6 separate regions of the Mus musculus genome follow, and all the other regions are linked to region 6. Evidence: chromatin loops called from intact Hi-C (ENCODE). Cell type or tissue: heart. All regions are shown on one strand. Region 1 has its middle 25 kb from the start of Gm36193. Region 2 holds the start of Klhl38 (kelch-like 38). Region 3 holds the start of Wdyhv1 (WDYHV motif containing 1). Region 4 has its middle 4.8 kb from the start of Fam91a1. Region 5 holds the start of Atad2 (ATPase family, AAA domain containing 2). Region 6 holds the start of Fbxo32 (F-box protein 32).

Region 1 (4,000 bases), 56 kb before region 6:
ATATCCCAAAGCTCACATCCAGTTGAAGAGCACAGTACTCAGAAGAGCCTGCTCCGTTCCAGCTCCTCCCTATGTGCCCCTCCCCCTTTGAGCACACTCTAGGGGATCTCAGCTACAGCTTCCACAAGCAGAGAGGCCACAACCAGGGGAAAGGTTGTCCATCCTCTCCCCAACCCCCCTCCCCGCCATGCACTGCCCTGCCCCCATCGCCGTTTTTTCTTCCTCTTTAAATCCCAGCCCAGCCCCTTACTCTACCTTCCCTTTTTAACAGTCTTCCTGGAATCTCGTCCACATCAAGATTTCCATGCCCATCCACGTGGACGAGCCCCAGTCTTCAGCCCATCTCTGACTGATCTCCCACGTGCCTGCCCTGGGCTCCTCTAGACAGACGGACGGACAGACAGACAGATGTTCCCTGAGGGATGAGTGGTTTCCTCCTGTTTCTCAGCATATTAGGTGGTGACCAAATCTCACTACGGTCAGTGAATGGAGCAGCATCCTCGGCCTGAGTTGAGGTTGTCTTGGCCTCTGCTTCTGGAAGGTCAAGCTCTCCGTCTCCCCCACAACTGTGCTCCCCAGTTTGTTGGTTTTCTCACTGCCCATTTCCTGCTCAGCCCTGAGACATGGGTGACATCTTTATAACCACGATTCTCCATTGCCTCCTCTCTTCAACATGTCTCCGAGTTCTCCCACCTCATCCCTTCCCCTGTACTGTGTCCTTTTCCCCACCCAGAACACAAAATGTGGGGCAGGCATTCTTCCCACTATACAGCTGTCTGTTTACTTCTCAGTTTCTCCAACCAGTGAGTTCTGGAACAGTGGGGACCTGAGGTACTGACATTGGGCCATATGGGTGGAGAAGAAGGGAACCCCACAAATCTAAATACTCTCTTCTTATTTGAAGGAAAATTCCTCAGTGAGTAGAAGGTAGTATGGTGGATGGGAAGCCATGAGGGCCAGAAATGTCACCCTATGCCATCATGAGCCCTACCTAATCGTAACTTCCATCTCAAACTTGAAAGCTGAAGGAGAATCCCGAGAGGCAGGTTCATTCAGAGCTCGTCCAGACTTCAGCTGTGGCTAATCGCTATGCTACGGGTACTGCCGGTGAGTCTCAACCAGCAGACTACTCCTGGGGATGTCCAGAACTGTGTTTCCTGCTGCCTGGACTGCTGCTGGTTGCCCTCACTGGAGTCCCCAGCTTACTATCAATTCTGAGAAGTGACCACCATCCTTTTATCAGTCTCTGGAGCTTAGAACCAAGAAACCCAACTGACAGCACCAGGTCTCAGCTGCACCAGGTCTCGTCTGTCTCATAATCCCAAAATCTAGCAGGGTACCAGGTATCCAACAGCTAACCAGGGTGTGGATGAAGAGACAAATAAAAACAGGACAGGAGGAAGAGAGGAGGAGGCAGGGAGGGAGCTTTTCTCCCCTTTTCAAGGGGGGGGGGGGAGAGCTAGAGAAAGAGAGAGTGCCCTCCCTGTCGGTATGGCCGCAGCTCTCCTTGGCTCGGACCTTCCTTCTCTCCTGCTGAACCTTAAGACTTTTGAAGAATGTGAGAAAATGTGTCATCTCCAGCCCTGAGAAATCAGCAGCAGTCGACATCCCATGGGCAATGAGCTATAACGAGCACTTCTTAATACACTGACACAAGTCCAGCTTGGCTCCCATCGGGAGCCCAGGAGAAGAACAGAGCCGATTCTGAGTAGTGGCGGAAGGTCAGATGAAGCAGGGAGCTGAGAATTCAGCAGGGCACATAAATAGTGCCTGCGCCGTTCCCATGCTTTATAGAAACCAGCTGTGAACAGAAACGGGCATCGTTTTCTGAAAATCACACTGGCATCCCCTTTGACCCAGTAAGTCTACTTCCAAGCAGTCAGGAACACAGGCCATCTAGGTATAAAAATAGCCATGCTGACGTAACTGATAAGCAGGAAAAGTTGGAAGTAACTTAAATGTCTAAAAATGAGATACGGCTGGGTAAAGCGTCTCAGCAATGCAGGAGAGTATTAGGCAGCTGTCAAAAAGTGCTATGAGGACACAAAACAGCTATGAGGACACGCGGTGACACAATTAATGTTACATAGGAAAGACCAGCCACGTGGAAACCATGTTCATAGTGTTAAGCTTGATCTCAAATAAAGACAGTGTGTACATTGGGAGGAAGACTGTAAGGAAGCCATCAGAGTCTCCCGAAGGGCTGCTTGCCTGATGAGATTGTGGGGCTTCCTCCCGAATACGTTTCCATAAGTTTCTACAATGCATCAAAATCACCATCTTTTTTTGTTTGTTTGTTTTGTTTTGTTTTCCGAGACAGGGTTTCTCTGTGTAGCCTTGGCTGTCCTGGAACTCACTTTGTACACCAGGCTGGTCTCGAACTCAGAAATCCGCCTGCCTCTGCCTCCCAAGTGCTGGGATTAAAGGTGTGCGCCACCACATCCGACTCAAAATCACCATCTTAGTAAAGAAACCAACATAGAAAAGTAAAATGAAAGAGCGGGGAAAATAACTTAATTATATTATAATCTCAAAAATAAAAGAAAAAAATTTTTAAAGTTAAAATCAGTAAACCAAAACCAACATACACTGAAGCTGGCTTTTGAGCTCTCAGCAGCCTTAAATGTTCCTGGAGCTGGAGAAGCCTCCCTCTCTGCCTCAGTCATTTTGCCATTTACCTGCCTCCTTCCTCACCAAGTGAGACCAGGACTGAGGGCTTTACCACCTTAGTTGTCTGGGCTCAGATCTTACACACACACCCTTTTCCTCATAGCTCCTGCACCCCCTCAACCCATGGCTCCTGCCTCCCCCTCACCCATGGCTCCTGTCCCCCCCCCCCACCTATGGCTCCTCCCACCCCTCACCCATAGCTCTTCCCACCCCCTCACTCATAGCTCCTTCTACCCCCTCACCCATAGCTCCTCCCCCCTCACCCATGGCTCCTGTCCCTCCCCACCCATGGCTCCTGTCCCTCCCCACCCATGGCTTTTGTCCCCCTTCACCCATGGCTCCTGCCACCCCCATCACCCATAGCTCCTCCCCACCTCACCCATGGCTCCTGCCCCCTCTCCTCATGGCTCCTGCTCACCCTCATCCATGGCTCCTGCCCACCTCGCACCGTCCCCCAGCCTTGCCACTACTCTGCAGACTCTTGGCCAGAATCCATCATATCTGACCCACAGATAATTCTTCTACTGAACTATTTATTCTCTTGGATGGGTAGATGTCACAAGCTCGTTCATAGTACTTAGTGGTGTTATTTAGGGATGTGTGTGTGTGTGTGTGTGTGTGTGTGTGTGTGTGTGTTGGTGTCCACAGGAGGCCAGAAAGTGGAGGCACCAAATCCCCAAGACTTAGAATTATAGGCAGTTGTAAGCAACCTATACATGCATGATGGAATTGAACTCCGGTTCTTTGAGAGCGCAGGAAGCACTCATACCTGCTGAGCCATCTCTCCAGCCCTTCACTCACAGTATTTGTAAATAGGATATCTTGGATGTGTTTGGCCCATCCACCACCTGAAGAGTTGGAGACAGTGGGCTCCATCTACTAAGACCCACTCTGTGCATCTGGAGTCTGTCTGGATGCTGAATACATGGCACAGGTGTAACTGTTAGCAGATCCAGCCTTGTAGCAGGTGGAGCTATGGGAGAAGCAGTAATGTGTATCCTGCACTGAATTCACACATTTCCTAACCAAATATAGAGCTGTTCTTTACCCAGTAAACAAGGCAACCTTTGGAGTCGTCCCACTTTCTTCTCGCAACAACATAATAAATGTTAGAACAAATCTCGTGCAATTTAACTGCCCTTGTCATTGAGCAGTTACGCAGCCAAGTTCAAGTAATCCTCAGTTCTGCTCCAGCTGGTTCTGAGTTGTACTGTTGGTGTTAATTGCCTCAATAAGAAGATTTACAGCAATAACAGCTCATTATGTGCCAAGTGCCGGATTAAACTCATTATTTACTTTAATATTCACAAGATCCTATGCAGAATCTGAG
Region 2 (4,000 bases), 110 kb before region 6:
CTGGATGCCAGTCTTCTGTTTGCTATTGGAACAAGATATAGAACTCTCAGCTCTGCCTGCATCATGCCCTCCTAGGCACTGCCATGCTGCCACCTTGATGATAATGGACTGAGCCTCTGAACCTGTAAGCCAGCCCCAAATAAATGTTGTCCTTCATAAGAGTTGCCTTAGTCAGACCCCCATGAGGCTCCCATCTTCTCCGTTCTCCATTATGCTTCTGTTCTCCTCAGATCAGGAACTTAACATAACCCACCCACTAGATGTTACACCCTGCACTGGACTCTGGGAAGACGGCAAGAGATCAAGCCTTCTGGATTCAGAGACTCCACACTGACAGGAGAGGCACAGTGGGCCAGCAGACATGTATAAGGTCTGAGGCACAGCCTCTGTCCCAAGGTGCAGAGGTTGTGGGAGCAGGGCAGAGGTGAGAAAGAGCAGAGAAGACTTTCAGAGAAGCTGGCACATGGACCACATGTGGAAGGATGAGTGAGGACGGTGCAACAGAAGATGGACCAAGGGAAGATGCACATAAAAGCACAGAGTACAGAACGAAGGGTCATCGGGCCCCTTTCAGAGATGTAACTGCTCACCCGTGTCATCAGCATGCCACAGAAGCCCAGGAATGGCCAGCATCCCTGATCCCTTTGTCACAGGCTCTCTGCTGCCACCTACTTCTGCCTCTAGACTCCTGAACCTAATGTCATGCTTTGGGTATCCATTTTGTCTATGAGCTGCTGAATTCTTTGGGGGTATGACCTATCACCATGAATGAGAATACTCCTTCCACCCTGCCTCAAGTATCTTAGAAGCCAAGTCAGTCCTAACTCCCCAGTGGAGATACTAACACATATATGTGCATGGACTTATAAGCTGTCTGATGAAGCAAGTATAAAAATATGCAAGTGGGAGGTGTGTTTCTGGGAAGAGTCAGGAGACCAACCAGCCTCCTCCTAAGAAGCGCTCTTGACACGGGAGCCAGCAGAGGTGTGACATGGAGCCTGGCAAGTCCTGACTTGTCTTCCCAGAGGTTACTCTGTGCCAACAAGGTGGAGGTAGTAACAGTGGAGAAACTAGAAACAAGGACTGTCACAAAAGTCTGAGCAATGTGGGAAGAGGAAGCCAGGCCTTTATGTGGCTCACTCGTGACTAGAGCAATCATGGACAGCAGTGCCCAGATGAGTGACACATGCTTGTCCCGCCCCCAGCCCTTCTGGTGATCCAACGCTCATTACTGTGGACCTGACCGCCTCTGCCATTGCCTTCTTCACCCCCACCAGTATTTCCCTTCTCTTCTTTCTTCAGGTCCTCCTGCTCCTCCTCTTCTTTCCACCCTCTTTCCCTCTATAGTACCTTTTCTTCCTCCTCTTCCTCCTCATTCTTTCTCCCTCCCTCTCCTCCTTCCTCCCTCCCCTCCTTTCTCCTCAGCTTCTTCCTTCCATCCCTCTCTGTCTCCCTCCACCTTGCCTTCTCTTCCTCCTTCTCCCTCCTTCTTCAGTCTTTCTTTCCTCTCCATTTTATTTTTCTTATCTTCTCTTCCTCTTCCCTCCCTCCCTCTTGCTTTCTCTTTCCCTTCCTTCTTTCTCCATCCTTCCCTCCTCTTCACTCTCCTCTACCCCTTCTGATCCTCTCTTCTTCCTCCTCCTCCTTTCTCCTCATCCCATTCTCCACTGCTCTTTTTCCACCTGGATCACTGTGCCTTGCCCCTTGCATCTAACTCACTTCTGTCTGGTGAGAGGAGACAGAAAAGGAAGGCTGAGTGTAAGAGAGCCCAGCTGAAGAGCAGTTAGCAGGTATCCAGAAGGGGCAGGTGGCAGACTCAACAGTTGTTATAAGTCAGAATACACAAATAGGGAGCGAGAAAGGAAGGGAGGGAGGAAGGGAAGGAGGGAGGGAGGGAGGGAGGGAGGGGGGGAGACAGACAGACAGACATGGGGACAGAATGCCTGATTAGAGTCAGGACTTTCACAAGACTATACAGATTACTAAAAATATTTAAGAAGCAAGCAAGCAAGCAAGCAAGCAAGCAAGCAAGCAAGCAAGCAAGCAAAAAACAAGCAAAAAGAGCCTTTCCTCTGGGCTCCTTTGCCTTGATAGCCTAAAAGGGAAACTGGAGCCCTCACAGAAGTCCTCTCAGGCAGGAGGTGCTACATGGATGTCCCCTGAAGAGCACCCAGGGCTCTGTCCACTCTCTGCCCCTCCCATGAGCACCTGCTACCTCGACTGTGACCCAGAGCTGCCTTCAATGATTCTGCACAGGTCACAGCAACCTGTTTACAGACATCTAGAGTTCCCAGGCACTCTTAGGACAAGGGGCTCGGGATGTGTCCAAATGGGCAGCAAAGCCTTGTTCAGAGAACGCGTTCCTCTCTTTCTATTTATACCGATGTAAACACTCGCCAAGGAAACAAGGCATGTGGGCATGCGCAGCCCTGCAGGCCCTCGGGTGGCTGCAAAAGGCAACTGGAAAGTCACATGTCATAACATTGGAAAGTACATATGCGGCTATTCTTAGCCTTGGAATGTATACACTGTCTGCCTGCCCGGCAGCCCTTGTACAGAGCTCTAGAAACTGTGAAAGTGCCTGCAGCATAAACAAACCCAGAACTCTCCGAGGACAGAGAACTTGCCAACGGAAAGGCCCGGGCTTTATGGTTTTATTCCGAGCCTAAGGTAGAAATCTTGAGAGGACAAGACAGACCCAGCATCAGTGGATGTCACTGCAGCAAAACAAGGTAAGTGTCCCTCATATGTCATTTCTCAGCAGGCAGACAGCCAGTGTCACCAATAAACCACAGAAGTGTTTGGTCTTTGTTCTCTATTAATTGCATCTTTAAAATAAAAACCAAAGAGCCCAGAGTCTTCTATCTAGATCTTGCAGCAGCCCACTGTGACCCCATCACTTCTGTGACCAGATGACCACACCCTCGAATTCTAGCCTTGGTGAGCAACTAACCCTCAGAAAGATTCCTAGATGAATTACCTGGCAAATCTGATGAGAATCTGGACAAAAGTGTACCTTTCTTATCAAAGGCATGGACTATTCTCGTGTCAGGCTAATATGTGAGTCCCTGACTATTCACTTTGGTTGGAAGATGCCTGTGCATAGCTGGAGATGCTGTGTGTCTTTTATCTCTGAAGATAATAACAGCCTGAAGTAGATCACTCTGTGGTCTAGGGTGAGGGTGGTTTCCTCTTGGATGTACAATGTGGTCTACTGTTCGTGATTCCACTGTCTTGGTAAATAGATAGTGGTAAATAGATAAATGAGACTTGGAGCCCCCACAGCTAACCCTTCCAGTGTACTCTGTGAGAAAGCCTTGATTTTGCTTCCGTCTGAAGCATCCCTTCTTCTTTGTAGGATGGATGAGGAGTTACCAGATGGGGTTGTCTTCAAAGACCACAGCTTCTCCTCTGACTTGTTAAGACAGCTCAATGGCTTAAGACAAAGCAAGATCCTGACTGATGTGAGCATCTGCTCCGGGGCCTGGGAGGTCCCTTGTCACCGCAGTGTGCTGGCCTCCAGCAGCCCCTACTTCAAGGCCATGTTCTGCAGCCACTTCCGGGAGAGCAGAGAGGCCAAAGTGCAGATGAAAGGCATCAGTTCCACAACTCTGGAGCAGGTCATTACGTATGTGTATACGGGAGAGGTTCATATCTCAGCTGCCAACGTCCTCCCACTGATGGAGGCTGCTGCCATGCTGCAGTATCCCCGGGTGTTTGAGGCCTGCTCCTCATACCTCCAGAGCCAGCTGGCCCCCAGCAATTGCCTGGGCCTAGTCAGACTCGCAGAAATCTTAAGCTGTGACAGCCTTAAGAAGAAAGCGAAGGAGGTGGCCCTGACTTACTTCCCAGAGGTGGCAGCATCAGCTGACCTGAAGGAGCTCTGCGCCATGGAGCTGAGGGACTACCTGGGAGATGACAGGCTCTGTGGTGAGGAGGAAAAGGTGTTCGAGGCCCTCATGGCTTGGGTGAAGCATGACCTTCAAGCCCGGTGGAGGCA
Region 3 (4,000 bases), 74 kb after region 6:
ACAGAAAAAGCTGGCAGAAGAGTGAACACAGCTCTTTTAGAATTTTTTTTCTGGCTTTCTGATTTTGATCAGAAAACCCAAGAATTACTTTTTGAGTATTTCTAACAGGATTTCTGACTTGGTCAGCAAACCCATGAGCTATCCAAAGAGCTTTTAGAACTTTTAATAGCAGAGAGAGCTGTCTTGAGCAGAAAGCTAGCTGTTTCAACCAAAAAGTTTTCAGAATAGCAAGAAAAAGCTGTCTCAAGCAGACACAGAGAGAGCAGTCTAGAAAGCCACATCAGCGGAACATAGACCACCAGCATGGACCAACAATTTGACTTCAAGTAGTTTTCACTGCTCCCAAACACCCCTTCTTTCAGAAACCCGGTCCCAGCTGAGGCCAGTCCTTGGCACTGCCAGGAAATTTATCTACCTTGTTTACTGCTCTATCCTCTGTGCATAGAATCAACCAACATACATTTCACATCCCTACGAAATATTTACTAAATAAATGGAAGACACAGAGTAAATGTTCCAGATAAAAACTAGCAGGATTTGGAAACCAGGCGGAGCAGATCTATAATGCAACAGCTAAAAAAGAAGGACTCCCAACCACCATGTAGACTCCAGATCTCATTCCACTTAGTTGTGTGGTCTGGGACAAACCACAACCATTCTATAGTTCAGCCTTTGTAGTGTCAATAATTACCACAGAACCTGTCTCCAAGACATCGCTCTACCACCCCCTGTTCTCAATCTGTGGGTCATGGCGTTGAATATCAGATATTTACACTACGATTCTTAACAGTAGCAAAATTAGTTGTGAAATAGCAACGAAGTTTTTACAGCTGTGGGTCACCACAACAAGAAGATCTGTATTAAAGGGTCACAGCCCTGGAAGATTGAGAACCAGGGCAAGCACTTGGACTTGAGCTAAAGTGGTCACTGGTCAGTCACAGCTGAATGCTAAGTTCTTAGAGTCCTTGTTTGAGTGACCAGCTAGAGTTGAGAGGAGTCTATTTAAATGATCCTGAGGTTTCTCCTGAGTTGGGATAGCAGTCCCTACACAAAAGGAAGATGAGGCCTAGGGACAAAAAAGGCAAGGTGAACGGTGTTTGCACAAGCAGCCTAGGACACTAACCTCACAATCCCGGGGCCTTGTGTAAAACAGCAGCACACCCTTCAGTACCTCAGAGTTCTTCCAAGCTGCAATCACACCAGTACCTACCTCTTGGGATTACTGTGAGGTTCAACTGAGTTAATTTACACCATGCACGCAAAACAATGCCTAGCATATGGCAAGGATGGTGCAAATGCAACCATTATCATATGGCCAGTAAGGTAATGCCAGTAAGGTAATCAGGGTAGCCAGTTGCCTGAACTGGATTTCCTACTACCACAAATTCTGTGTCTCCATTGTCTTTAAAATTATAAAGACGTATACTTCAACCTGAATCAATGCAGACTTCAACAGTTACCATTGGGTCTCCAGCCTAACTCCCCTCCCTCCCTTGTCCCTATGCACTAAGACGCCCCGACTTCACCCCACTGCTCAGGCTCAGCTAAGGAGACCAGAAATGCGTTCCCCACCCTCCTCATCCCGGCGCTAAACCCGGGCAGTGTAGGCCAGCAGCAGCACTCAGGGGAGCATCCAGGAGAGGGGCGCATTGGTGGCGGCGCGCGAAACCGCGCAGATTCCCGGGGTCCGCGCCCGCGCTCTCTCACCAATAGCAGCTGTTGTAGACACATGCGTCCCGCGTAGGACAGACCGGCTGGTACTGCGGGGCCGTGGCGGCGGGGCCGTCCCCCTCCATGACCCGAAGCTGTGGCTCACAGGTCAACTAAACAACCCGCTGGCCGCAATTGTCGCCAGTCTCCCAGGAGGAGAGGACAACAGAGTAGGCGGCCAGGACAGTTTCCGGGTGGGAGAGCCGAGAGCCGGGTGGGCGGGGCCCCGTGCAGCGTGAGGGCGGAGCCCGGGATGACGAAGCCTGCGTGGTTCCGGGTGGGCGGGGCCTGAGAGAATGAGTGGGATCTGAGGGGGGTGGGGGTGGGGCGAGGCTGGTGGAGAGGGGGCTGGGAATGCGAATCTTAGGATGACTTGAACTGTGTAGTTCTTGCCAGGTTTTGCGTGGTGGGTGGAGCCTGTGGCAGAGCGGGATGCACTTAGAGGCTTCCCTCTCGCCCCGCCCCCCCCACCACCCGGACCCCAAACCGAACCTGTTCTTGAGCTACGCTGCGTAGACCTAGTCGCCCTCCCATGGAGGGATTGCTTGTGTTGTTGCCAGTGTTTAGATATGAGCTTCCGGATACACTTAAAACTCCAGCTAAGGTTGCCCGCTGTGTGAAACCAGAAGAAACTCTAAACTAAGAGATGCTTGGGCACGCACGAAAGCTGAACCTTTAGAGCAGGAACTGAGAAAGAAAGGCGAACGGGGGGGGGGGGGGGGGGTGTTAGTGCAGTGCACCCAGATCTCACCATATTGTAATTTAATTTCTTCTCATCTGGATCTCTCTCCCTCTCCGTGTGTGTGTGTGTATTTTAAAGAAAAAAAGTTTTAACCAGGTGTGGTGACAGACACCTAAAGTCCTTGCATGCAGGAGACTGAAGCAGGAGGATTGCTTCTAATGCAAGGTGATCCTAGACTACAAAAGAATTTTTCTTTTAAAAAAAAAAAGATTTAAAGAGTCTGGATAGCATTTTGTGTTAATCATATTTATTTTCAAAAGAGAAGACACCAAATTGCTAAAACAGTGTTTATGCATAGTGAATTAAAGACATAGAGAACTGTCTCTATAGACATCCCAGTCTCCTGTGTGTGCCTTAAGTGCTCAGAGAACCTCCCTGCAAACGCTGGACTTCTTAAGATTAGATTATAGGCCACCCACAGACTCTCAGCCTTCTGAGACCCCAACCCCATAAAGTGCTGTGCTGGTGGTATTCTGGTGAACTTCAGCTGCTGTCCAAAACCCATAAATCCTACAAACTAAACATGTGTTTGTGTCTGTTACCAATTTATTGTTTCAGCTTGAATACTCCCTTCAACAGAGGCTGGGAGGCAGGGAGTGGCAGTCATGAAGCCTCTCTTGGTTAGTACAAAGTGAGTGTGAAGTTAAGCTTTCTCAGTAGAAGGATGGAAAGAGATTGCAAGGGAAAGAGGATCCCTGCAGTTTCTAGAAGGGACCAGAGCTAGTTGTGTGATCATCCTGCCCTCCAGTGGAGTCAGCTCTGGACAGACACCAGAACTTGGGGAAGCCTGCTTGCAGTTGTGTGTGGACAGCAATGGCCTTCTGTCTTAATCAGGGTTTCTATTCCTGCACAAACATCATGACCGAGAAGCAAGGAAAAGCAAGTTGGGGAGGAAAGGGTTTATTCAGCTTACACTTTCACATTCCTGTTCATCACCAAAGGAAGTCAGGAAGCAGGAGCTGATGCAGAGGCCATGGAGGGATGTTACTTACTGGCTCGCTTCCCCTGCCTTGCTCAGCTTGCTTTCTTATAGAATCCAAGACTACCAGCCCAGGGATGGCATCACTCACAATGGGCCCTCTTCTGCCCTGGATCACTAATTGAGAAAACACCTTACAGCTGGATCTCACGGAGGCATTTCCTCAACCGAGGCTCCTTTCTCTGTGATAACTCCAGCCTGTGTCCAGTTGACACACAAAACCAGCCAGTACACCTTCTATCCTCTTTCCTCCCTCCATAGCACTTTTGCCCCAGGTGCTATGAGAATCAGCCCTGCTGCTTCTCAGACTCGCCCTCATCTGCCTCACACAACATCCAGCCCTACTCACCTACCCACACACACCATGGTCCACCCTTAAAGTCACAAGTATAGGGCTGGAGAGATGGCTTAGCAGTTAAGGGCACTGCCTGCTCTTCCAGAGGTCCTGAGTTCAAGTCCCAGCAAGAACATGGTGGCTCACAACCATCTATAATAGGATCTGATGCCTACTTCTGGTGTGTCTGAAGACAGCTATAGTGTACTCATAGAAACAAAATAAATAATTCTCT
Region 4 (4,000 bases), 200 kb before region 6:
TAAATTCTTAATATTGAGCTTTTAACATGGTGATTTGTCACAAGAGCAATAAGATATTACTATACTATCCCGAAAAAAATATCCCCATACCCAAACAAGTGGTGTATAAATTTATATAATCACGTTCTTCCAGTTCCAAATGCAAATACCCTTTCGGGGAATAATCCTTTCTCAGCATTAGGAACATGTTATGTTAGGAACAAATACGTTATCCTTTTCAGAGAGTAATTTGAAAGAAAAAGAAATGCTCAGAGATTGAAATGCTCAGACATTAAATGGGGACAGAAAATAGTTTCTCAAACAGAGAGAAGGAAATTGCATTTTGAGCTTCACACTTTTTCTGGGCCTGTCCTTGGCCATGGGTTTAATTCAGACAGGCTCATCCCTGTTCTAAGGACTAGTTCATCACCCCACACATTTGGATTCGGTTGATCATACCTCTAAGCTTTTGTCCTGGCTAATTTCTCTGCTGCCTTCCCCATACTTGGAGCAGGAGATTCTGTGTCCCTTACAAATTGCCGTAGTTTATGTTCTTCCTTGCAAGGAATCACTGGCTAGCCATTTGGTGTCTGTGTGTCGTCTGTCTCACTCTAGAGGGAAGGACTTTGTTTCATTCCGAAGTCTCTCTTCAGTACCTTGAGTTAGGCTTCCAGCATAAGTGCTTAATATTACATGTATTGACTGAATGAAGCTATGTCACAGACGAGCCTTGCCTGACATCTTGTTCAGAATTATAACACATCTCCAGCCCCCTGCCACCCAACACACTGCATTATTTTTCTCCGTAGAGGGGGACAGGAACATATTGCCATCTAATGCGGTCAGTAAGGGATTTTACTGTTTTAAAACATCCTATTTAGTTAGAGCAGAAGCTTCCCAAAGTCGGGGACTCTAGTCTGCTTGCTGTTCAAGCTTACATTAGCTCAGGCACTCAGTAAACACTTGGGTGGATGAAAACACAGAGCAGTATTCTCATGAAAATCCAGAGGACTCTCTTGAAACTTTGGAAAGCCCTCAGCATCTCCCATATCAGCCCGTGGAGCTGGGCTAGCACACATGGGCCAGAGACCCCAGCCCACTTCCTTCTACCCTCTGCTATGGTGGCTGCTCATGGTGGAAATCATCAACACCCTATGCTGAAGTGGAGAAATGCTTCAACCTCTGTCTTTGTCAAAGGAACAGAAAACATCATCTAGACAGATCACCCCAGCCGCCATCCTCCCTGTGTAGGCTCTTCAGAAATAGTAACGCAGTTGCAACTCCTTTTACTTGTCTTACCATTTACTGGGATTTGGGGTACAAAATGCTCATCTCTATTCCTCTTCCTGGAAAATTTTGCATACTGGCACTGAATGGAATTATTTTTAATTATTTCTTTATTTTATGTGAGTACATTATTACTTTCTTCAGACACAACAGAAGAGGACATCAGATCCCATGATAGATGGTTGTGAGCCACCATGTGGTTGAACTTGGGACCTCTGGAAGAACAGTCAGTGTTCTTTACTGCTGAGCCATCTCTCCAGCCCCCTGAGTGAAATTCTAAAGAAACCAAATAGACATTGGAGAGGGTGGAAAGAGCAGAGTAATATGGGGTGTTCCTTTTGCACTATGGAGTTTCTGTGAATAGTGGGCACATTGTGATTCACATTTGTAATCCCAGCACTCGGGTTGAGTCAGAGGATTGCTGAAAACTCTAGGCCAGCTTGAGCTACATAATGAGTTCAAGGCGAGGCTACGCTAACGAGGAGACCCTGTCTCAAAAAGAAAAAGCAAAGTAGTTTCTGGGCTGTTTCCTTTGCAAATGGCAAGCTAGTGAAGAGATAAAGCTTATTTTTACAGAGAAGCAGATAGGTGCTCTGCCATACAGCCTTCTAAAAACTCCAATACTCCATATCTATGTGTAAATATAGAATACTCTATGTCTATCTTCTGAAGTCTGTTTGTGTTCCAGTCACCATGTCTAATGTGGAAAGGAAGATTCCAAGTGTCAACCCAAAAGGCCTCCACCCCAAAGCTGGACAATTGTAGTACTGAAGGTGGCCACCAGGGGCTGATCTCATACAACATTTAAAACCTCTAGTGTCTACTGCCATTGTCTCTTATCTAACTCATTCTCATGGGCCTGTCAGTCTTTGAAACTCCTATTCAAATTCGTCTTCAGTGGTCAACAACACCAAATACTGTTGATTGTGCTTTCTAAAGCATGTCACTTGGGTTCACTGGGCAGTGATCCAGCTGAAGTCAGTCCCATCTCAAGGACCCCATTCACACCTTTAAGTAGCTCCCGGTCCACAGAACCACAGGACAGGACAGTCAGCTGTAAAGCTCAAGCTATTATTAATTGAACATTACATTTCACAGTATCTACGACGAAGAGCAAAGTCTGTCTGAAGATGAATCAATGCTCGGAAGTTTTTGCCTGTTTGTTTTAGTCTTCTTTTGGTTCTGTGTTCCAGGGTTGGCTTTGAACTTATAGCAATCCTCCTGCCTCAGTCTTTCAAGTGCTGAAGTTGTGGGTGTAAGCCACTGTGCCGGTAGGCTTGGAAAAATGGAGACAGAAGAGACAAAATGTTGAAAGCCATGACCAAGAGGTCTCTCTGGAAAGTTCCTCTAATTTGTCCCCATTTCTCCAGCAAACTAGCTAATTTAAATATGTAGAGAATATTGAGGGAAAGAGACACAGAATTTTAAAGTGTGGGTACTATTTTTAAATGGAGACATCGTCCTGGTAACACTAGAAGCACTTGAGAAGTTTGTTTTGTTTTGCTTTGCTTTGTTTTTAAATACCAGTGCCCAGATCTCACATCATATCAATCCGACTTCACACCAGAGGGAATATGTCAGAATCTCTGGAGTGGGAAACCAGGTGCTGCCTGCTTATAAAGTATCGCCAGGAACTCTGATGTGCAGGAAGGGCTGACAACTACTTAGAAAATTCTTTAAGCCTCGGTACTCAATAAGCATTCGTTACGTGGATTTCTAAAATGAGAATGGACAAGGATTAATAATATCTAATTCTAATTCTCTAAGCCAATGATTCTGTTGATCAGATACAATAATCAAATCTATTATGTATAATATATAGTAATTGAAAGCATTATGCTTGGGCAAATACAATATTTCATTTGCATGTGCAAGACAGTCAACCCAGTCTGGGTCTCCTGGAATAAGAAATGAATAGCTTCAACACGCTCTGAAGACCAAGGAAATATTTTTTCCCATCCTTTGACAGCAATCAGGAGACTCATAAGTTAAAAAAGCACACACTTCTGAGCCACCGTGGAGACTACCTGAGTTTGTGTTTTACTTCTGAATTGGTCTGCTTTGGTCCTTCTAGCTTATTAGGATGCTCGGTCACAGCCCAGGACTTGGCTGGAATAGATCTTGTTGTTTCCTTCTACATTAAGTCATCCCCTGTTTACATTGTTACCAACAAGGAACTCTGCACCACTGAACAAGAAATACCAGATCATCCGCTAGTGCAAACTGTGATCAGAGATCAAGGTGTGGGAGAGCGGGATGCTCCTATAACCTCTCCAAATGAGATCTGAGGGACAGATAGGGAACGATACTGGCTATGGCTACTGCTGATTCTGGGAAAATGTCAGTGGCTGTGGAAATAGTTCCTCCTCAGTTCACAGAAATGTAAAATTGTCTTTCCTGTAGGTTTAACAAATGACTACGTCTTTTTTTGTTTTGTTTTGTTTTGTTTTTTGTTTTTTGAGACAGGGTTTCTCTGTGTAACCCTGGCTGTCCTGGAACTCACTTTCTAGACCAGGCTGGCCTTGAACTCAGAAATCCGCCTGCCTCTGCCTCCCAAGTGCTGGGATTAAAGGAGTGTGCCACCACACCCAGCATGACTACGTCTTTTAAGAAACTATAAACTCATAGTATACACTTATTTTTTATTCTTTTCTTTTACTTCATTTTTTTTAATATGGCAAATCTTTTGAATCATACCCCTAGTAAAACTGTGCTCAGGGAGGCAAAAAAAAAA
Region 5 (4,000 bases), 80 kb after region 6:
GAATATCAAGGTCCAACTAAATGCCCACTGGGATCTCCAGTTTCTTCTGCCTCAGAACAAAGAATTGAGACAGGGATATGTGGATAGTGGTAGAAACAGAAACTGCTACTACATACATACATACACACGTTTTGTTTTAGAAAAAAGTTTTTTTTGTGTGTAGTCTTATAAACCAGGCTGGCCTACTACTCATGAGATCCACCTGCCTCTGCCTCCTGAGTGCTGGGATTAAAGGCGTGAATGAACCACCACTGCCAGCTACAGAAACTGTTTATTAAGAGAGTACCTCAAATCAAAATGGGCCAGGGCTGGAAAGGTTAGAAGTTCAATGGAATCTGTTCCTATTGAATTGGGACATTTATATCTCTTGTTTAACAAAGCTTTTTATTTATTTATTTTTAATGCCAAATGGCCTCTGTATCAATTAAGAATGACAGAGGTGATTTATCTGTTACGTAGACAGCCACCCTGGGCTACTCCATGGTGATCTTGATGGCTTTGTTTGGGGCAGAGGTTGTCAGTCTTCCACCACCAGCTGCCACAGAGGGTCCTATCATCGGCCTTATGTCAGACCCAGAAGGTCTGAGAGATTTTTCTGCGGAGGAGGAATTCTGGGGAGCTGAGGTACCTTTGCAAGGCAGGGTAGAGCAGTCAACCCGTGTCCACAGTTTGGACTGGGCTCTGGCAGTGGGTGAGGGATGGGGTAGTTCTTTGCCAAGTGGCCAGTTAGCATCTGGGAAGCAGGTCCAGGTGGAGTCTGTTACTGCTCATCTTCCTCAGCTGAGGCTAGCAGAGCTGGTATTGTCTGCCGGGGGAAGCCATTTTCATGAAACACCTTAAAATGTCAGTCAGAAGCCGGGCGTGGTGGCACACGCCTTTAATCCCAGCACTTGGGAGGCAGAGACAGGCAGATTTCTGAGTTCGAGGCCAAGCCTGGTCTACAGAGTGAGTTCCAGGACAGCCAGGGTTATACAGAGAAACCCTGTCCCGAAAAACAAAACAAAACAAAAAAAAAATAAATAAATAAGTAAATAAATAAAATAAAAATGTCAGTCAGCAGATCTCTTTGAGGGGTTTGAGAGCCATCATATAATCTATTATGTATACCCCTAATTAAAAAAAAAATGTTGCATTTAATTACTTTTTTTACGCTTAACCTTGACAAAATAGACACAGCAAAAGCTTGTCTCTGTAAATGAATTACATTTGTACCTAGCACGACTACAAACCATTCTGAGCACAGGAAAGAATTTGATCATTTATAAGGTGACTGGCCATTAACTTTATGTCGTAATTACTTTACAAGTTAGCTTTTTTTTTTTTTAATCCCGGGTAAGTTTATATGACTCATTCTATCCCAATAGCTGTTGCCAGTTCTTTTAGCTGTCTTTAAGGACCATTATATTTTCTTTCTTTCGTGCAGTTTATTTTTGTTAGTTCATCAATAAAAACCTCTTCAAGTCTCAAAGTCAAACCTATCGGAGGCAAAGTGCTTGGTTTAAGGACCTTTTTTTTCTGGCGTTTGAAGCCTAGATGGCGGGAAGCCGCCGGCAGGGAGCCAAAGGGCCCTTCCGCCTCCACGCGCCAAAATTCCAAACAAGACGCTGCACCGCTCTCTCCGTCTCCTTCCACTGAGGGCGGAGAGCCGGAACTACAGCTGGAAGAACGACGTCGCAAATTCCTGTGAGGGGGCTCGACGCGGTTCGCTGGCGCCTCGGTTCGCGTCGGCTCCGGTTCCCGCGCTCTTCGGATTGGAGGAGAATTTCGGGTTCGTCGATCTGGGGGTGGGGTCAGGAGGCGTGGCCGGCGGCGGAGGGATTCGGCGCGCGTACGCTGCGGCCGCTGGGCGCGCAGTTTGTGGCGCCAGAATTCAGAGCGCGTGAGCGCCTGAGCAGCCTCCTCCGGAGCCAGGTTCTCCACTTCCCCCGCCTCGGGTTCCGGCTTCTGCAAGCGGGGCACCATGGTGGTCCTCCGCAGCAGCCTGGAGCTGCACAGTCGCTCCACCACCTCCTCGGCCACCGACTCTCTGGACCTGTCCAGTGAGTTCCTCAGCCTGCAGGACAGCGGCGGGAGGCGGCCCAGATTGCGCCGAGCCGGGAGGAAATCGACGGCGTCCAAGGCGGCGGGCGTGAGTACCGACCTAGGGCGGGGAGCTTTGGGCCCCGGGTTGGAGACGCGCGCCCCGCTCTGGGGTAGTGGGCTGTCGTGGACCAGCGAGGTGGAAGGTTCTGGAAAGACAGAACTGGCTGGAAGCGGGCAGAGCAAGTTGGTCGCCACCTCTTTCTACGCAAGAGGAAACCTAGAGCCGAAGCGCTGCGTAGGGCCGAGCGGAGGAGCTTTGGGCCGACCTTGTGCTCCCCCCATCACCTCCTTCCCGGTTCCTTCCCCGGGTCGCGTCAGTCAGGGGAGTGCGAACCCCCTGACTGCTGGAGCGCGTGCACGGGAGCATCTTGAGTTGTGGGCCCAGACAGTAAAGAGTCCACTGACCTCCATGTACGGTCCAGGGAGGTTCCATCGTGAGACTCAAGCGAAGTAAAATATCAGGTTGCATAATATGGAGGGACGAACGGCGACATTGCGTGGTTGCACTTTAAGTCTCTTGACAAGCCTTAGAGGACCTTCTGGTTGGTGGTTATCGGTGTGACAGATGAAGACATGGGCTCCAGAAAGGTAAACAGAGAGTGGTAGACAGTTCTGGAATTGGAACTTCGGTTTTTTGTGCCTCCCACAGCTTTCCTTTTCTGGCAGCTTCATGCTGCATTTACAGTCTCTGTAGTGGGAGGTTTGCAAATGCTTCTTGCCCATCACTGGGACCAGTGCGGAGAGATTACACATCGCCCGGCTTCGGCGGTGGTGGAAGGGGGACAGCGGGGACAGCGTTCACCAAAAAGGTTGAGGTTGAGGAAGAAACACTAAAGTTTCCGAAACCGGTAGTGATGGTCCGGTTGCAGTGAGGGAGTAGGAAAACAGACGCGTAGCTGGTCAGGAGACTGGAAGTCTGATCAGGAGCGCTGCGCTGGGAGTGACACAGCAGTGTCCACTTAGTTCAGACAACCCTAATCTTGTATTGGCACTATATAAAGTGAATCACTTGTAGACAGACGTAGCTTCCTTGGGGACTGGGATGAAACAGTCTTCGTTTGTTTGCTTTGTTTTGGTTTGGTTTTTTTTTTTTTTTTTTTTTTTTTTTTTTTTTTTTTGAGACAGGGTTTCTCTGTGTAGCCCTGGCTGTCCTGGAACTCACTTTGTAGACCAGGCTGGCCTCGAACTCAGAAATCCGCTTGCTTCTGCCTCCTGAGTGCTGGTATCAAAGGCGTGCGTCACCACACCCGGCTTATATTTTTGAAATGAAGTCCTCCCTTCTATAAATCAAGGTATTTTTGTAGAGCTTCTAATTAGAGGCTAATTAGGGGTGTTATATCGGATTTTCCTCAAGGACGACAGATTCATATTACAAAACACCATCTATACCAAGCATAAAATAGCTTTGTATTTGAAAAGTTTTATAAACTGGGGGCTTTATATTTAGTCCCATGTAAGTAAAAATGTATGTTTCAAAAACTTAACTCTCAGCCAGGCGTGGTGGCGCACGCCTTTAATGAGGCCAGCCTGGTCTACAGAGTGAGTTCCAGGTCAGCCAGGGCTACACAGAAAAACCCTGTCTCCAAAATCAAAAAACAAAAAAACTTAACTCTCTGCTTACCCTAGTCTTTGAATATTTCTTAATTTCCAGTCACATATTTTTCAACAGATGGTAGAGATACAGATACAGATGGTACTTTGGATGGTAAAATTTATTCACTTTAAATTCATTATTGTGATTTTTCTTGGTTTAATGTTGGAGACAGACCTTAAATTCTGAAGGTATGGAGAGGGACCCATAACTACAATGTACCTTGTTTTAGTTTTGAAGGCAGTTCTGTCATTTCGACTTCAACAGGTTCTCATCTGCACTGACTAGATTTTTTTTTTTTATGTGGTAGTGGACCCTTAAGTTACC
Region 6 (4,000 bases):
TGCTTTCGTAGAATTGGACTCAAATCCTCTGTCTTCTGGACCCCTGTGGTTTCTCCCTGGAAGGAGCCCCCTACATCTTTAATAACTGCATCCCTTAATTGTATTCTCTTGCCGATATCAGCTCTCCCCCCAAAAAGCTCAGCCCCAGCATTGCCTCATCTCTTAGCCTGGTTGGTGTTTTAACATTTGTTTGGGATCTTCTGCGGGCCTTTTACAAGCCATTTTTATTATTGCTGCACTAATAAATTATTTATGGTGGGAAACCAAACTCAGAAAATCCTGGCTACTTGAAGACAGACTTTATTAAAAACATCTCCTTCCCCCTTGCAACACAGAACCCACAAGACACACTCGGTTCCTCGGCCTATCCAGCCTCAAGGCACAGTAGAAGAGACACTGCCACTGGCTACAGAGGCAGGGCTGTGGAAGAAAAGAACTGGAAGCTAATTCTCTAGCATGCTTTTATTTCTCTGCTTCTGCCCAGTGCCACCGTAGGTCCAGATGAATGTGACTTCCCAGGTCTGACTAGTAATGATGGGAGGCCAGAAGTCACCCTAAAGCAGTAGTCACTTATTCACACAAGAATTGCCTATGGAGAGACTGGTGAGTTGATTTGGTAGAGAGATATCATAAGACCCAAAAATTAACCTGCAAGCCCCACCGGCCAAAGAACAAGGACTAGGTAATTCCTTAGAATGCTGGGAGTTGTAGTCCTTGGAAAATATCAAAGCCACCTGGGAAAATACAATGGCCTTCAAAGCCTCTGTAAAACATGTCTAGGGGCCGCCACGCTGGGAATTCCAGAGAGTGGTCCTGACCAAAATTTATCCTGGTCAGTATTTAATTAAAGCTTGCTTCAAATTTGCCTCAACGTGGTAGAATTGCCCACCCCCTCCCCGTGCAAATCACGATTAACAGTGTCTCCATGGACACAGTGCTTGATGAACAGTCTTGAGGACCTGAGCTCAGACCCCCAGCACCCATGCAAACAAACAAACAAACCAACCCATTAAAGCACCTATATCTTTATCCTGGTGCTGGGAGACAAAATCCAAAGAATCAGAGGTTCATCGGCCTGCCAGTACAGACAATAGAGAGCTCCAGGCTCAGTGAGTCTGACCCAAAGATAAATAGGGACAAACGTGAGCAAGGAAGACACCTGACATTGACCTCTGCCCACCGCGGGCACACAAATGCACACTCTCTCAGAGGATGGAGGAAGATGGGATGGTTATGAATGGCCAATTCTGTGCCTGGTGGTAAGGCACTGGGCTGAGATGTCTCTAGACTAAAAGGGAGTTATGTTCTGCATAACAGGGAGGATCGCTCTGAGTTGAGAAGTAGCATAAGACCCTAGGTAATCACGGACTTAACCCTCTCTGAGGACCCCACAGCCTTTCACCTGAAAAACAGACTGGCCACCCCCTCGTGTTAGGAGAGATAAGCTCTTAACAGACTCTCTTCCCTTTCTGAAGCGGCCGTGAAACCCAGGAGGACTTTATAGCTAGAAATCAGAGAACACCAGGAATTGAACTCTGCGTAAAGGAAGAGAAAGAAGGGTTCCTGTGGTTCCACAGCCAAAAAAGCCCAACCCTGGGGCACTGGAGCAGCGAGTGTAGCCTGAGACTCCTTCCTGACTCCACGACCCTGGAGGCTTTGTTCTGAGCCAGGCGCCTCGACGCCAGCGCTGCTTGCCCAGAGTCCCTCAGAGTGGGACCCAAGACTGTCTCAGCTCTTCACTTCAACGCCATGGGGTCCGGACGCTGCGGGGGCCTCTTCTTTCCCCTTCCTTTGCCACTGGGGTAGTCGAGCTTGACAGCAAACGCATCAAATGACAGCTTTAAGGCGGAAGGAGTGGGGGTAGTCCCTCCCCGCCCCTACCGCACTGGGTCCCCTCTTTCACTTAGCACACCCTGGCGCCTGGAGTCGGTACTGGCAGTAAGAGAGGTTCAAAGAATGCACCCCTACCCGTCCCCAGACGTTCTGGCCTCCCCCAAGGCTGATCTGCCTGCAAAGATCGGTCCCGCAGCTTCCAGACCCTCTGGGACTGACAGTTCCCAACTCTCTAGGCTTCCTTGCTACACCCTGCTTGTCCGGGACCCGTAGAGGGGACCTAGTGCCGAGTGCAAGACCAGGATCTTGGTGGCGACAGCTACGCCTGATGGGGGAGTAGGGGAGGTGCAGAGGTGCCAGGGCACCGAGGGTCAGCGGGACATCTGGCCTGGCCATGCGGCTTCAAGTTTCCACGGACGCAAGGTTGTGCAACTGCGAGCAGAGCGAGAGCCGCGGGCGCCTCGGAAAACAAGGCGAGCCTATAAACAAAGCCACGTGGCCTCGGGGCGCGGGGGGGGGGGGGCGGGCTAAGAGCAGGCGGCTCTTCCGGCAACAAAGAGACGGGGCAGCGGCCCGGGATAAATACTGCGCTCGGGCAGCCGCTCAGCATTCCCAGAGTCAGGAGGCGACCTTCCCCAACGCCTGCGCCCCTGTGAGTGCAAGGATCCCCGCGCCCACCCAGGATCCGCAGCCCTCCACACTAGTTGACCCACTCTTGTCCCGGTCGCCGCCTGCGTCGTTCCCCAGCATCTTCCCAACGCGCCGCATACCCTGGGCAAGCCAGGCCGGTTCCTGGCTGTCAATCCGTCCCGTCCGTCGGTCGCGTCCGCGCTCTGTACCATGCCGTTCCTTGGGCAGGACTGGCGGTCCCCGGGCCAGAGCTGGGTGAAGACGGCGGACGGCTGGAAGCGCTTCTTGGATGAGAAAAGCGGCAGCTTCGTGAGCGACCTCAGCAGGTGAGGACATTCGCCGACTTCCAGCCCCACAAAACTGATTTTAGCTGGTCGGGGACGAGGGGGAAGTGCACACCTCAGGGGCAGGTGAAGGAGGGCAAGCAGGTCTGGGCCAGAATAAAGAGGGGGCTTCCGACTGAAGGGACAGGAGTGAGGTGCCGGGATTTCGGTAAAGGTCGCCAGAACCCGAGAGATGGGTAATTTAGTGTCTCCTCCTGATCAAGGACAGTGTCTCCCAGCAGAAAAGATCCCATACAGAACCCAGGATCCCTCAATCTGGCAATAGGGGATTATGTCCCTAAACACTTGAACACAGGCGCACAACTCATGGACTCTTCCTTTAGATCCCGCAATTGCAGTCACTGTTTTAAGTGGGTGCTAGCGACTTGGCTGTTTGCCTTTCACTGTCCTATGACAGGACCCCAAGAGTACAAGAGCGGTAGTAGTCACAAGCCGGATGACGGGCCCTGCCATGAGTGCTTGAAGGCTCTTCCCACGCGCAGTCGACGGCTGAGTGGGCCGAGAAAAAAAAAAAGTGACTGGGAGGGGCAGCCGATGGGCCCCGGGACAGCTTGCGGAGTGGGTCGTTGTGGTAACGCTTAGGGGCTGCGGAGGGAGGCAGGGAAGAAATGCAAGAACAGTGCTCTGCTTCAGGAAGGACCAGACACTTGCACCTGTTTCCTCCGTGGCCCTTTCGGTCTTTATACCGTGAGCACACTCCCATCCTTAGTGGTGCCTGCCCGCTGCAGAAAGACCACCCAGACTTGAAGTTTCACCTGAGCTCCGCTGTCTAGTGAAATCTGAGGTCAGAACAAGTGCCCACTCATAGAGTATCAGGTCAAGAATCAATCCCCAGCCTGGACAGCTGACTCCCTGAGACACCTGAGGAACCGACAGAAGTTTGTTTGGAGGCGCTGGTGCAGTTGAAGTCACCTTTCGGTGCTCTCTCCTCCCACTGTCCTTTGATTAACACACACACACACACACACACACACACACACACAACCTGCATCCCTAAGCTGACTTCAACAGAGACTTTTGTGAGTGTGCCAGGTGACGCTGAGTGAGATTTGCCAATGGTTGCTTGAATAAAGGTTTGGTAATTAATTATCAAGAAACCAGTGGGACCTCCAGGGCCTCCCATTTGTTTGTGATTTGTAATGCTTGAATTCCCTTTGTCTCCTAATGAGGTGAAACAGTTCCCTGAACTTAGG

What was found. Peaks named below come from ENCODE experiments on the same cell type or tissue, not always from the same donor. Only the 100,000 strongest peaks of a DNase experiment are listed, where the experiment ranks them.
Region 1: it touches region 6 in a loop (4-fold over the local background); 7 of 42 quality-filtered maps call a loop at or near these places.
Region 2: a loop joins it to region 6, with 7 times the contacts of the local background. A loop is called at or near these places in 9 of 42 quality-filtered maps.
Region 3: a loop joins it to region 6, with 4 times the contacts of the local background. A loop is called at or near these places in 6 of 42 quality-filtered maps.
Region 4: it touches region 6 in a loop (4-fold over the local background); 13 of 42 quality-filtered maps call a loop at or near these places.
Region 5: a loop joins it to region 6, with 4 times the contacts of the local background. A loop is called at or near these places in 6 of 42 quality-filtered maps.

What each region holds. Positions count from the first base shown.
Region 1 is chr15:58,268,822-58,272,821 of GRCm38, reverse strand. No RefSeq gene overlaps it. Among named protein-coding and RNA genes, the nearest start is that of Gm36193, 25 kb to the right of the region's middle. In heart, no CTCF peak of the experiment used is centred here; a DNase peak (open chromatin) is centred at 1,761; H3K27ac peaks cover 1,066 bases.
Region 2 is chr15:58,322,691-58,326,690 of GRCm38, reverse strand. Klhl38 (kelch-like 38) reads left to right here and starts at 2,522. Exons shown (of 4, transcript NM_177755.3): 1 at 2,522-2,732; 2 at 3,359-4,000. The coding sequence starts at 3,360. In heart, a CTCF peak has its summit at 681; DNase peaks (open chromatin) are centred at 1,180 and 2,360; H3K4me3 peaks cover 2,062 bases; H3K27ac peaks cover 3,906 bases.
Region 3 is chr15:58,139,289-58,143,288 of GRCm38, reverse strand. It overlaps Wdyhv1 (WDYHV motif containing 1), which reads right to left and starts at 1,923. Exons shown (of 6, transcript NM_029734.2): 1 at 1,708-1,923. The coding sequence starts at 1,796. It overlaps Gm23475 (a small nuclear RNA gene), which reads left to right and starts at 20; the gene lies at 20-81. In heart, no CTCF peak of the experiment used is centred here; a DNase peak (open chromatin) is centred at 1,938; H3K4me3 peaks cover 2,071 bases; H3K27ac peaks cover 2,499 bases.
Region 4 is chr15:58,408,693-58,412,692 of GRCm38, reverse strand. It overlaps a transcript of Fam91a1 not described here. Among named protein-coding and RNA genes, the nearest start is that of Fam91a1, 4.8 kb to the left of the region's middle. In heart, a CTCF peak has its summit at 2,039; a DNase peak (open chromatin) is centred at 2,072.
Region 5 is chr15:58,132,935-58,136,934 of GRCm38, reverse strand. It overlaps Atad2 (ATPase family, AAA domain containing 2), which reads left to right and starts at 1,853. Exons shown (of 28, transcript NM_027435.2): 1 at 1,853-2,128. The coding sequence starts at 1,961. In heart, CTCF peaks have their summits at 1,613 and 1,812; DNase peaks (open chromatin) are centred at 1,834 and 2,854; H3K4me3 peaks cover 2,840 bases; H3K27ac peaks cover 2,066 bases.
Region 6 is chr15:58,213,285-58,217,284 of GRCm38, reverse strand. Fbxo32 (F-box protein 32) reads left to right here and starts at 2,393. Exons shown (of 9, transcript NM_026346.3): 1 at 2,393-2,789. The coding sequence starts at 2,674. In heart, a CTCF peak has its summit at 1,925; DNase peaks (open chromatin) are centred at 2,104, 2,264 and 3,284; H3K4me3 peaks cover 2,867 bases; H3K27ac peaks cover 3,391 bases.